2 separate regions of the Homo sapiens genome follow, and region 1 is linked to region 2. A link is a contact called in ENCODE Hi-C or POLR2A ChIA-PET data. All regions are on one chromosome and are shown on one strand. Each heading gives the region's core, a stretch centred on a gene start or an enhancer-like site at or near the end of the contact. The rest is flanking DNA. Distances are from core to core; before and after follow the strand shown. Region 1 has its middle 120 kb from the start of PPP1R12A-AS2. Region 2 overlaps SYT1 (synaptotagmin 1).

Region 1 (5,235 bases), core at 1,086-3,585, 160 kb after region 2:
CTTTTTCTGTTTAATGTCTTGGTCATCTTTTCACTGTCCAGAAAATTCATCTACCTCTTTAAATCTGTATTATCTTTGGTAATCCCTATCAATCTGTATTAAAAGTCCCCAATATTTTTATTAATAGTTAAAAAGACTCTGTTTCCTGCTTCTTCTGTTTAATCTCACTCATGGAAAAATAGTTCCTACTAGGTCTGAATTTTTTTTTTTTTAGACAGGGTCTCACTCTGTCACCTAGGCTGCAGTGCAGTGACACAATCTCCACTCACTGCCACCTCCACCTCCCAGGCTCAAGCAATACTCCCACCTCAGCCTCCCGAGTAGCTGGGACCACAGACATGTACCACCATGCCCAGCTAATTTTTTGTAATTTTATTAGAGATAGCATTTCATCATGCTGCCCAAGCTGATGTCAAACTCCTGGGCTCAAGTGATCTGCCTGTGTTCGCCTCTCAAAATGCTGGGATTGATTATAGGTGTGCACCACCCTGCCTGGCCCTGAACTTAGAGATTAAACTTTATTTCTTATATTCCACAAATTTCACATAATCACAAGTAAACATCTCATGTTTATGCTGAGCAGAGTGAGAGGTGACAGCGTGCTGGCAGCCCTCGCAGCCCTCACTCGCTCTCAGTGCCTCCCCGGCCTCTGCACCCATTCTGGCCACGCCTGAGGAGCACATCAGCCTGCCGCTGCACTGCGGGAGCCCTTCTCTGGGCTGGCCGAGGCCAGAGCTGGCTCCCTCAGCTTGCGGGGAGGTGTGGAGGGAAAGGCACAGGTGGGAACCAGGGCTGCAGGCAGTGCTTGCGGGTCAGCTAGAGTTCTGGGTGGGTGTTGGCTCGGCGGGCCCTGCACTCGGAGCGGCCCCAGGCAGTGAGGGGCTTAGCACCCGGGCCAGCAGCTGCGGAGGGTGCGCTGGGTCCCCCAGCAGTGCCAGCCCACCGGCCCTGCACTCGATTTCTTGCCAGGCCTTAGCTGCCTCCCCGTGGGGCAGGGGACCTGCATCCTGCCATACCTGAGCCTCCCCCACCCCCGCCCCGCCGTGGGCTCCTGCATGGCCTGAGCCTCCCCGACGAGTGCTGCCCCCTGCTCCATGGCACCTGGTCCCATCGACCGCCCAAGGGCTGAGGAGTGTGGGCACACGGCGTGGGACTGGCAGGCAGCTCCACCTGTGGCCCCGGTGTGGGATCCACTGGGTGAAGCCAGCTGGGCTCCTGAGTCTAGTGGGGACTTAGAGAAACTTTATGTCTAGCTAAGGGATTGTAAATACACCAATCAGCACTCTGTATCTAGCTCAGGGTTTGTAAATACACCAATTGACACTCTGTATCTAGCTAATCTAGTGGGGACGTGGAAAACTTTTGTGTCTGTCTCAGGGATTGTAAACACACTAATCAGCACCCTGTCAAAACGGACCAATCAGCTCTCTGTAAAACAGACCAATGGGCTCCCTGTAAAATGGACCAATCAGCAGGACGTGGGTGGGGCCAGATAAGAGAATAAAAGCAGGCCGCCTGAGCCAGCAGTGGCAAGCCACTGGGGTCCCCTTTCACACTGTGGAAGCTTTGTTCTTTTGCTCTTTACAATAAATCTTGCTACTGCTCTTTGGGTCCACACTGCCTTTATGAGCTGTAACACTCACCATGAAGGTCTGCAGCTTCACTCCTGAAGCCATCAAGACCACAAAACCACCGGGAGGAACGAACAACTCCAGACGCGCCGCCTTAAGAGCTGTTTAACACTCACCACGAAGGTCTGCAGCTTCACTCCTGAGCCAGTGAGACCACGAACCCACCAGAAGGAAGAAATTCCGAACACATCCGAACATCAAAAGGAACAAACTCTGGACACGCTGCCTTTAAGAACTGTAACACTCGCCGTGAGGGTCCACGGCTTCATTCTTGAAGTCAGTGAGACCAAGAACCCACCAATTCCAGACACAAGAGTACTGACCTACTTACTAGAGTGTATTCATCAGATATGTAGAGTCTAATAATGGTAAGTATAAGATCCAACATAAGGAAAAAATACAACATGAAGAAATTGTCCTGTGTGTATAATTTCAAATTAATACATATAATTGGACAAATAAAATATCCACTTCCCAATTAAAGTCTTTTTCTAGGTCATAAAATAAACCTTACTTTCAAACTTGTGCAATTCAGCAGAAAAAAATGTTTTGTTCTAGACCCTTTCAAGTGCCCCGTGACCTTCTCCCGCAATGATTAAAAAAAAAAAAAACCCTATTGCCAACATCTATACTTGCTGCCTTAAAGCATGCGTATGCAAATCAATAAAAAATGCTTCTTGTTGTACAGGAACAGGAGCAGGTCAGTAGACAAGGAACTTCCTGCTTTGGTATGCTTCCTGTTTTCTGCTATCAGGACATACCTGTAAGTAGTAATCAGGATCACTGAAAAAACAAATTGAGAAGTAGAGAAAAAAAATGACTTGTTGCCAACCCACGTGAATTCAAGCTAATTCATCCTGTTTATTTAGTTCCTGTTTCAGCTTGGTTAATGACACTTCCCTGGAATGTATTTGTTTAGGAGTCCAAGCAGAGACATTTCTTACTAGGAAAACAGGCCCAGGGTGAACCCAGAGATTTAGAGGAAAAGAAACCTAACGGGGAAATATTTTAAGCTTCTCAAGTAAACTAACTCAAGAAACTTTCTTTCTAAAAGATGTTTTCCTTTACCCAAGATTTTGTTCAATATTTCTTCAGTAGCTACAATTTACCAGGGACTGTAGAGATTACATCTGTGTCAATACATACTGCATTCTTTTTTAGAACAGAGTTCTGATTTACTTCAATTGGGTTTCTAAGAGACATAGAGTCTTCCTAGAAAAGCAGAAATTTATGACCAGAAGGCAGTTTTGTTAATAGTCCAGAAGCTTCCTTATAACCTTTTTTTAAAAAAAGATTTTCAGGAAAGACAACCATTACAATCTTCTCAACTTCGCTACTGATATAAACCATATTATCCATGAAAATGCATTGTTTCACACAATTTACATGCATTATCTCATTTGTTCTTCACGATGACCCAACCAAGTTAGGCACTATTTTGTCCTTGCTGTAGAAGAGGAAACTGTAAAGCAACTTGCCCTACCTGACAGAGCTAGTAGTGGTAGAGCCAGGATTTGAATTCAAGTAGGTCTAACTTGGAAGCTAGTGCTCAAGTGTGTCTGATTTGGAAGCTACCACTTCATTAGGTGGTGCTTGTACAAACAGCCTTAAATACAGCACTCAGGTGTAATAACCATGGTTCAGTCAGATGTTGAATGCATTTTTCTAAATATTTCTCTGATTGAAACCAATCTCTCCATCTCAATTCCTTCAAAGCTTGCCTTAAATACTAGATCCTAAAGAAGTCCCTCCTAGTCCTTTAAGGAACGAATTAATCTCTCTCCTTTGCTTGTGCACATTCTGTTCTCTATATGTAAGCTTTTTTGAGAATGGAACCAGGCTGATTTCCTATGCACTCCTGGTGCTTCTCATACAGAAGTAAAAGGACCATATCATACTTAAAGAAACAGGCCTCCAACAGCTGTTTGTAATGCTGAATTCAAATCATGTTCTAAAGAGGCAAGAATAAATAAGCATTAATTTCTACTCTGCTCAAAAAATAGTTTTTATAACTTCCTATACCATATGGCTTGATAGTATTTTGTAATCCCTAGTCTTTCTTCTAAACAGACCTGTGCTGCAGACTAATTTTATTAGTGGTTAGATACCTCAGTTTTCAGGTACTGGTAAATATCTGATTTAATTTATATCATCATGAGATCTCAAATAAATAAAATATCTCCCTCAGCCTTATTTCCCCATCTTCAAATAGATTGATCAACTTCTAAACAGTCAGGAAGACGTTATAAACTCATGTGAGGCCAAATAACAGAAACTTCTCAAGTATCCTAAGGAGGGAATTTAAGTTGTTTTAAGAGTTTTTAAAAATCAATGTATAAAAGGCTAAATAAATACTATTCTAAGTTAATAAATGAGCCAGGTACAGTAAATCCCCCAAACTGGATCTAATTCCCCAACATGTTCTCCTCAAATGAAATAAATCTTTACATAAGAATCACAACAAAATAATAAAATGTCGGCCAGGCGCAGTGGCTCATGCCTGTAATCCCAGCACTCTGGGAGGCTGAAGCGGGTGGATCACCTGAGGTCAGCAGATCGTGACCAGCCTGGCCAACATGGTGAAACCCCATCTCTACTAAAAAATACAAAAAATTAGCCGAACATGGTGGCACACGCCTGTAATCCCAGCTACTCTGGAGGCTGAGGCAGGAGAATCGCTTGAACCTGGGAGGCGGTGGTTGCAAGTGAGCCGAGACTGCGCCACTGCACTCCAGCCTAGGTGATAGAGCGAGACTCCATCTCAAAAAAAAAAAAAAAAAAGAATAAAGTGTCTTGACCATTCAATTCCCCCCTCCACCCACCAAAACAGTAAAAGGATGATGATTTCAACCATAGTGGGAGTGTTTCTCAAGTAACTAGATACAAAGAGCTTGTCAAGTACACTGTACTTTCACCTCAATTGCAGATCTCAGAAGGAAAAACACAGGAAGAATAAATAGATTTAATTGTGGGTGACTTTGGGAATTTTATGAGCTATAGGAACTCAGATATTTGGAAATCCATTACAAAATTAAGAACACAAACTGAGTGTAAACAATTACAAATGCTTTAGAGGATCAGAATGTATGAGAAAATGTGGGATTCTCACTGCCCACCAAGTACTTAATAGCACTGGCCATTAAGGACATGACTTCTGGGCAAAAATAAAATTCATGTATAGGAGGTGGGCTTCAAGATGGCCAACTAGAAGCATTTCATGCTAGCCTCCTCCAGTTACAAGAACCAAAATACGCAGGGTGCGGTGGCTCATGCCTGTAATCTCATCACTTTGGGAGGCTGAGTGGGGCAGATCACGAGGTCAGGAGTTTTGAGACCAGCCTGGCCAACATTGTGAAACCCCGTCTCTACTAAAAATACAAAAATTAGCCGGGCATAGTGGCGTGCACCTGTAGTCCCAGCTACTCGGGAGGCTGAGGCAGAACTGCTTGAACCCAGGAGGTGAAAGTTGTGATGAGCCAAGATCACAGCACTGCACTCCAGCCCGGACAACAGAGCAAGACTCCATCTCAAAAAAAATAATAATAATAATAATAAACAATCACGCTTCAAACTATCCAAAAGAGAATACTAGAATTTAACAGAA
Region 2 (4,933 bases), core at 1,761-4,260:
TTTCTAAAGTATTGGAGATATCTGATCTGGATTTGCTTTTATTTCTTCTTGATCAAATGAAATCTGCAAAGCCTCCATATACTCTTGTGCAATCTTAACACTTACTTAAATCATAGAAGCTCATAGAATCAAAAGTATACTTTTCATAAGAATTTTTAAACCCCAAAATTCCAAACAGGCAGAAATAAATATTACCTAGAGTTCTTGCAGATTTTTCAATGAATGCCTTCCTAATCAAAAGATTATAATTTAAATATTGATTAATTTATCTAGAATTTTAGAAGATTTAGAGTAATATCAACCCAGCTATGGGAAATACAAAAATAAATCATTAAACAAACATTTTATGACTCTTGCTATATCTCAGGAATTATACTGAAGTTTGACAAATAAACGTCTGACCACAAACAATCATAGACCCCTGCCCTCAAGGCTTCACAGTTGGGATATACCCTAAGCAATATCTATTTCAGTTAAGAACACATTGGGCTGCAAGTAACAGAAAATCCTCTGTAAACAGTAGAGTAGGCAACTTGGGAATTACTTTTTTCACATAACAAGAAGTCAGAATGCAACCTTTGGTTTGCCTACTCTATGATGCCATCAGGGACCTGTGTTTTTTCCTTCTTTTCAGCTCCTCTATCCTTAGTATGTTGGCCTCTGTTTCCATGATTGTCTCCTCATGGTGCAATTGAAGACAGTGGCTGTCCCAACCAAGTTTTTCCTCTTTACCAGTAAAGCAAAGGGTTTCTCAGAAATCCCACTCAGACTTTCCTTAGATCTTATTAACTGGAGAGTCAAAGGGCCACTTTTATCTAAAAGACTAAATGAGAACTAATGGGACAAGATCATCATGGCTGGCTTTTAAGTACAAGAATGACAGGAAAGTAATGGTTTAAAAAAATTAATATGGAAATGAAAGAGGAGAAAGGGAGTCAGTAAGACCAAGTGGAGCATTGCTAATATAATTCTGTCATAAGAACAAGAAGGTCTAGGTAATGGATCCTCTTATGATGGCTTAGTTTGTAATACCTTTCATGAAAGAAAAAACATTATGGACAGGTGGTCAGATACTTCCTAAACAACAGTCACAAGTTGCACTGCACTGTGGTGACTGGTATGTCTGTAGCTGCAGGTTAAGCACTATCTCAAGCATAGAGGTGACCCTTGGGGCAAGATAGTGCCTCTGAGCTTCTAAGGGTTACATGTTATAGGTCTGATTTCCACCTTATTCTATACACTCTCTGAAACTTCCAAAGATTCTGCTACATAAATCAACCTCATGCCCAAGTTGGTGGCAGCAGAAATGAACCTTAACTTAGCCCAAAAGGGTTTGAAGAGAACCAAGAAATAAAGCTAGAACCAGATCCAGCACTATCATTATTCTCATGCTACTTTTTAAAGTCTTGTCCACATTAGTCAGTGATAGAAAACTGATGTTAGGAACACTGAGCACCTAAGTGTCACTCACTCTGATCTCTAGTTGCTGCTTCTGATAAATTTCACCAATTAGCACAGGCTTAGAGTCAGATTATCTGGGTTTGAATACCAGTTCTGCTACTTGATAGTGGTGTAATCTTGGGGAAGTGCTTAAATTCTCTGTATTTTTCAATAAAATATTGATCACAATAGCACCTACCTCACAGAATTGTAGTGAGAAAGAAAGTGAGTTAATATTTGAAAGTCCTTGAAAAGTGTGTGGCACATGTCAGCCCTCCCGGAATGTCTGCTATTTTTATTACTGCAGCCATTATTATTCTGGTGTAGAGGTGAACTACCCTGCTTTGGAGGTCATAAAGACCTTGATTCAAATCCTGCCATTATCACTTACTATCCCTATGGCCCTGGACAAGTTAATTCATGGTTCTGAGCCTCAGTTTATTTATCTGTTAAAAAGGGATAATAATGCTTGTTTCATCAAGCTATGGCAAGTATTAAGATGGCATGTGACAGTGCTTAGCACAGGCCCTGACAAATAAGTAATTTGTATTCTTTTTTATCCTCCATGATACACTCTTTTCTCTGGGTTTATCACTAGAACTCCCCCGGGATGATCTGTTACTTATGACTAATCATACTCTGTGTACTTATACCACTAATATTATTTGAGTGAAACAAACTTAAATTCAGCATCAGGAACTACCTTGAAAGGAAAATAGACTCATAAGAGTAGTCTCTTCCAGTTTTGAGAAGAAAAGATGCCATCCTACAAGTATGGTAAAGGTCTTGATGAGGGAGGTAAGACCATGACAGTACCACCATGCCTTCGTCTCACTTCCCCACCACAACTGAGTGATCTAGCCACCCTCTAGAGTTGCTACCACCATTTGTTGGGAAGGCATGAAGTCAAAGAAAAGTTTGAGACCTGGGATAGTTGTCCCCATTTGTCATACCATTGGGATAGCTCTGATCGTCACATTCTTAGAAATGCAAATACTAAGCTCTGAGAAGATACAGTCTTCTTTGTGAATCACCTCCATCCCAATTTTTGACCTCACTTTTAGGTGGGATGTATCTACAGCACAGAGTCTGTGACTCTGAGATACATCAAAGACTATTTGGTGGCCCCTCCTGAAATCAGAAGAGGATGTAATTTGCTGTGGTTTTTGCAACTCTCTTACGCACAGTCCAAGCAAAGAACATTATAGTTTTAGAGTGGATGTGGCTGTCCTTACTCTGGTATACTCACAGGAGAAGGACATTGCTGTCTTCTTTCCTTCCATCTTTGATCACATCACTACTGTATTGTGACCTCTTCTTCCCAGAAGAACAACAGTTTTATCCTCTTAATCTTGTTCAAACTGCCTTCTAACACTGACCACCACCAAAAGATGTTGCTTCGAGAAGAGGCTGAATGGAGAACCTTAAATGCATGGGGAATATTCCTGAGTCTCATTGAAATCAGTTTATCCTGGGTATTACACTTGAATTTAAAGCAAATGTATGCACAGGCAATCCTGGGTGAGCTACTCTGAACAGGAGATGGCAGTAGCAGCCAAGGATTTGGGCAGCCCTTTCTAGTCCTAACAGAGGGGATTTCCTATTGGTTCATTGTCGATTCTGGACTGCAGTTTTGCCTCACCAAAGCCAAGGTGGCTAAATAATATGCCCAAGATCCCAGACCTTGCTGAATTTCACAACTATTGAAGAATTAGAAATTGCTCAAATTGAAGGCTGAACGACCAAGTGAACACTGTGGGGAGCTTTTACTAAGTCTCACTACAGAGGAAGGGAGGAGGCCTCCAGAAAACAAACAGATATGCCCACTTAGATTGGCATTAGTGGGTTTATTGGAAGGAGCAAGGATCGGAGATACAGTGCACATTCTTACTGAGACTTTGAGCAAGTCATTTAGCGAGGTGATTCAGCCCATGCTTTCATGTGGATTCAGGGAATAAAGAAGTCTTCCTCACAGGCTTTACAAAGGGTTCAGTAAGATAACAGCCAGGAAAACTCATTTTGTAAACTATGACATGCTATAAAAATACAAGAAGGACATTTTGGTTGGTTTTAGGTCATTTCTTTGAATTTGTCCTGGCGCCTCCAAATTTCCTAGACCACATTTTTTTCTTTCCTTTTCTTTCTTTTTTTTTTTTTTCCAAGTAATATGGTCAGAAGCTGTTTGACTATGAGTCTATTATTTCTCTGATAATTATAATTTCCCGGAGAGTTATGGCACACAAATTACTTTGTAATAGCTCTAAATTCTTTGCTTTATCCTGAGTCTACAATTATGCACTTATCCATGCTCCTGTCATCTGTGGTACTGATTTATGGAACCTCTGTTCTCTGATCTCCTCATTTCTTACCTCTGCCTCCTTTAAAACTCAAGAAATGTGGCAGCAAGGTCAAATTTCTCATCGGGCCAGCATTACATTCTCAGGTGTAATCATTACCGTCTTAATAAAGCAAGCAGTTAGTTCCACAATGGTCTGTTTAATCCACTAGATAATTGCTAAGCCTTAATTATATAACCCAGCATACTGTCCCTTGCTATAATTCCAGAACCACCATGTTGTGGTTTGAAACATCTATTAATTTGGTGCAAATATTAATTAAAAATTTATTTCTAGCCAAGAATATGATGGATCAAGTGCCATGTATTAAAAAAGGAAAATATAATTAATCTTAACCAATTTCACTTGGAGCAAAAACAATGTAACTGGAAAGTTTTCTGGTAACTGCCACACACTCACAGACTTTTTTCAAAATTTGAAAAAAGGTATGTCTAAATTTTAAAGTATTGCAGTATCAGTTTGGTATTATGGTAGAGGATTTATAAGCCATGCAACTGCACAAAATTTTTGATATCGTTAATAAGGCAAAGATATATTACTTCGCTTTGTTCTGCTTGTGACCTAGAGTGAATTTTATTCATAGCAAAATTAGACCTTACTAGCTTCTTATACCTGAATGGCCTAGAGGTAGAGAAATTTCCAGAACAGCCTTATTAGAGAGTGGGGTGCATGACAAGACCATAATCTAAAGCCAGTTTTCAGTTTTATTATTTACTTTGCTGCCTTGATCATTTTTCTGCACTCATTTGGCTTGAAGGCATAGACATTCCCTGTTGATTATCTCGGCTTGGCAGTGGGTTTCTGCTACACATTTTGATTCCTAATATGGTAGTAGGAGAGGATTTTGTATGAGTTCCAGCGAGTTTCTCTGGGCTTGTGGAATGCAGCAAGGAAAGAATCCTACAGAGATGAAAACATGAACATTTGCATTGATTAAAGAGAAAAAGGAAAGAAAGAAAAAGTATCACTCTAAACTGTTTTTTTTCCTTTTCTTACTCTGTTCACTTCACTTCTAATAATGTCTTACACTTTTGGGGGTGGGAGGAATTAATGCTGTGTGTTCTTTTATTGCTCATATCTTCATGGCCATTTCAAAAATTATTTTGAAATGCTGAGTGTGTTTACAGAGGCAGTGT

Evidence for each region. Hi-C counts contacts between places; a loop is a spot of excess contacts on that map. ChIA-PET counts read pairs that join two places held with the same protein, here RNA polymerase II (POLR2A). Pooled maps may share reads with other maps.
Region 1: a pooled map shows a loop between it and region 2 (2.5-fold over the local background). The contact joins two enhancer-like sites. A Hi-C loop is called at or near these places in 7 of 168 maps with a recorded cell type or tissue (Caco-2, Caki2, adrenal gland and 4 more) and 7 of 50 pooled maps. POLR2A ChIA-PET finds 5 or more read pairs at or near these places in 1 of 52 experiments (PC-9).

What each region holds. Positions count from the first base shown.
Region 1 is chr12:79,564,201-79,569,435 of GRCh38, forward strand. No RefSeq gene overlaps it. Among named protein-coding and RNA genes, the nearest start is that of PPP1R12A-AS2, 120 kb to the right of the region's middle. Within about 2 kb of position 2,336, at least 4 of the 41 ENCODE cell types and tissues checked have a DNase peak (open chromatin) inside an H3K27ac peak, as active enhancers do.
Region 2 is chr12:79,405,146-79,410,078 of GRCh38, forward strand. All of the region lies in intron 9 of SYT1 (synaptotagmin 1), which reads left to right. Among named protein-coding and RNA genes, the nearest start is that of MIR1252, 12 kb to the right of the region's middle. Within about 2 kb of position 3,011, at least 8 of the 41 ENCODE cell types and tissues checked have a DNase peak (open chromatin) inside an H3K27ac peak, as active enhancers do.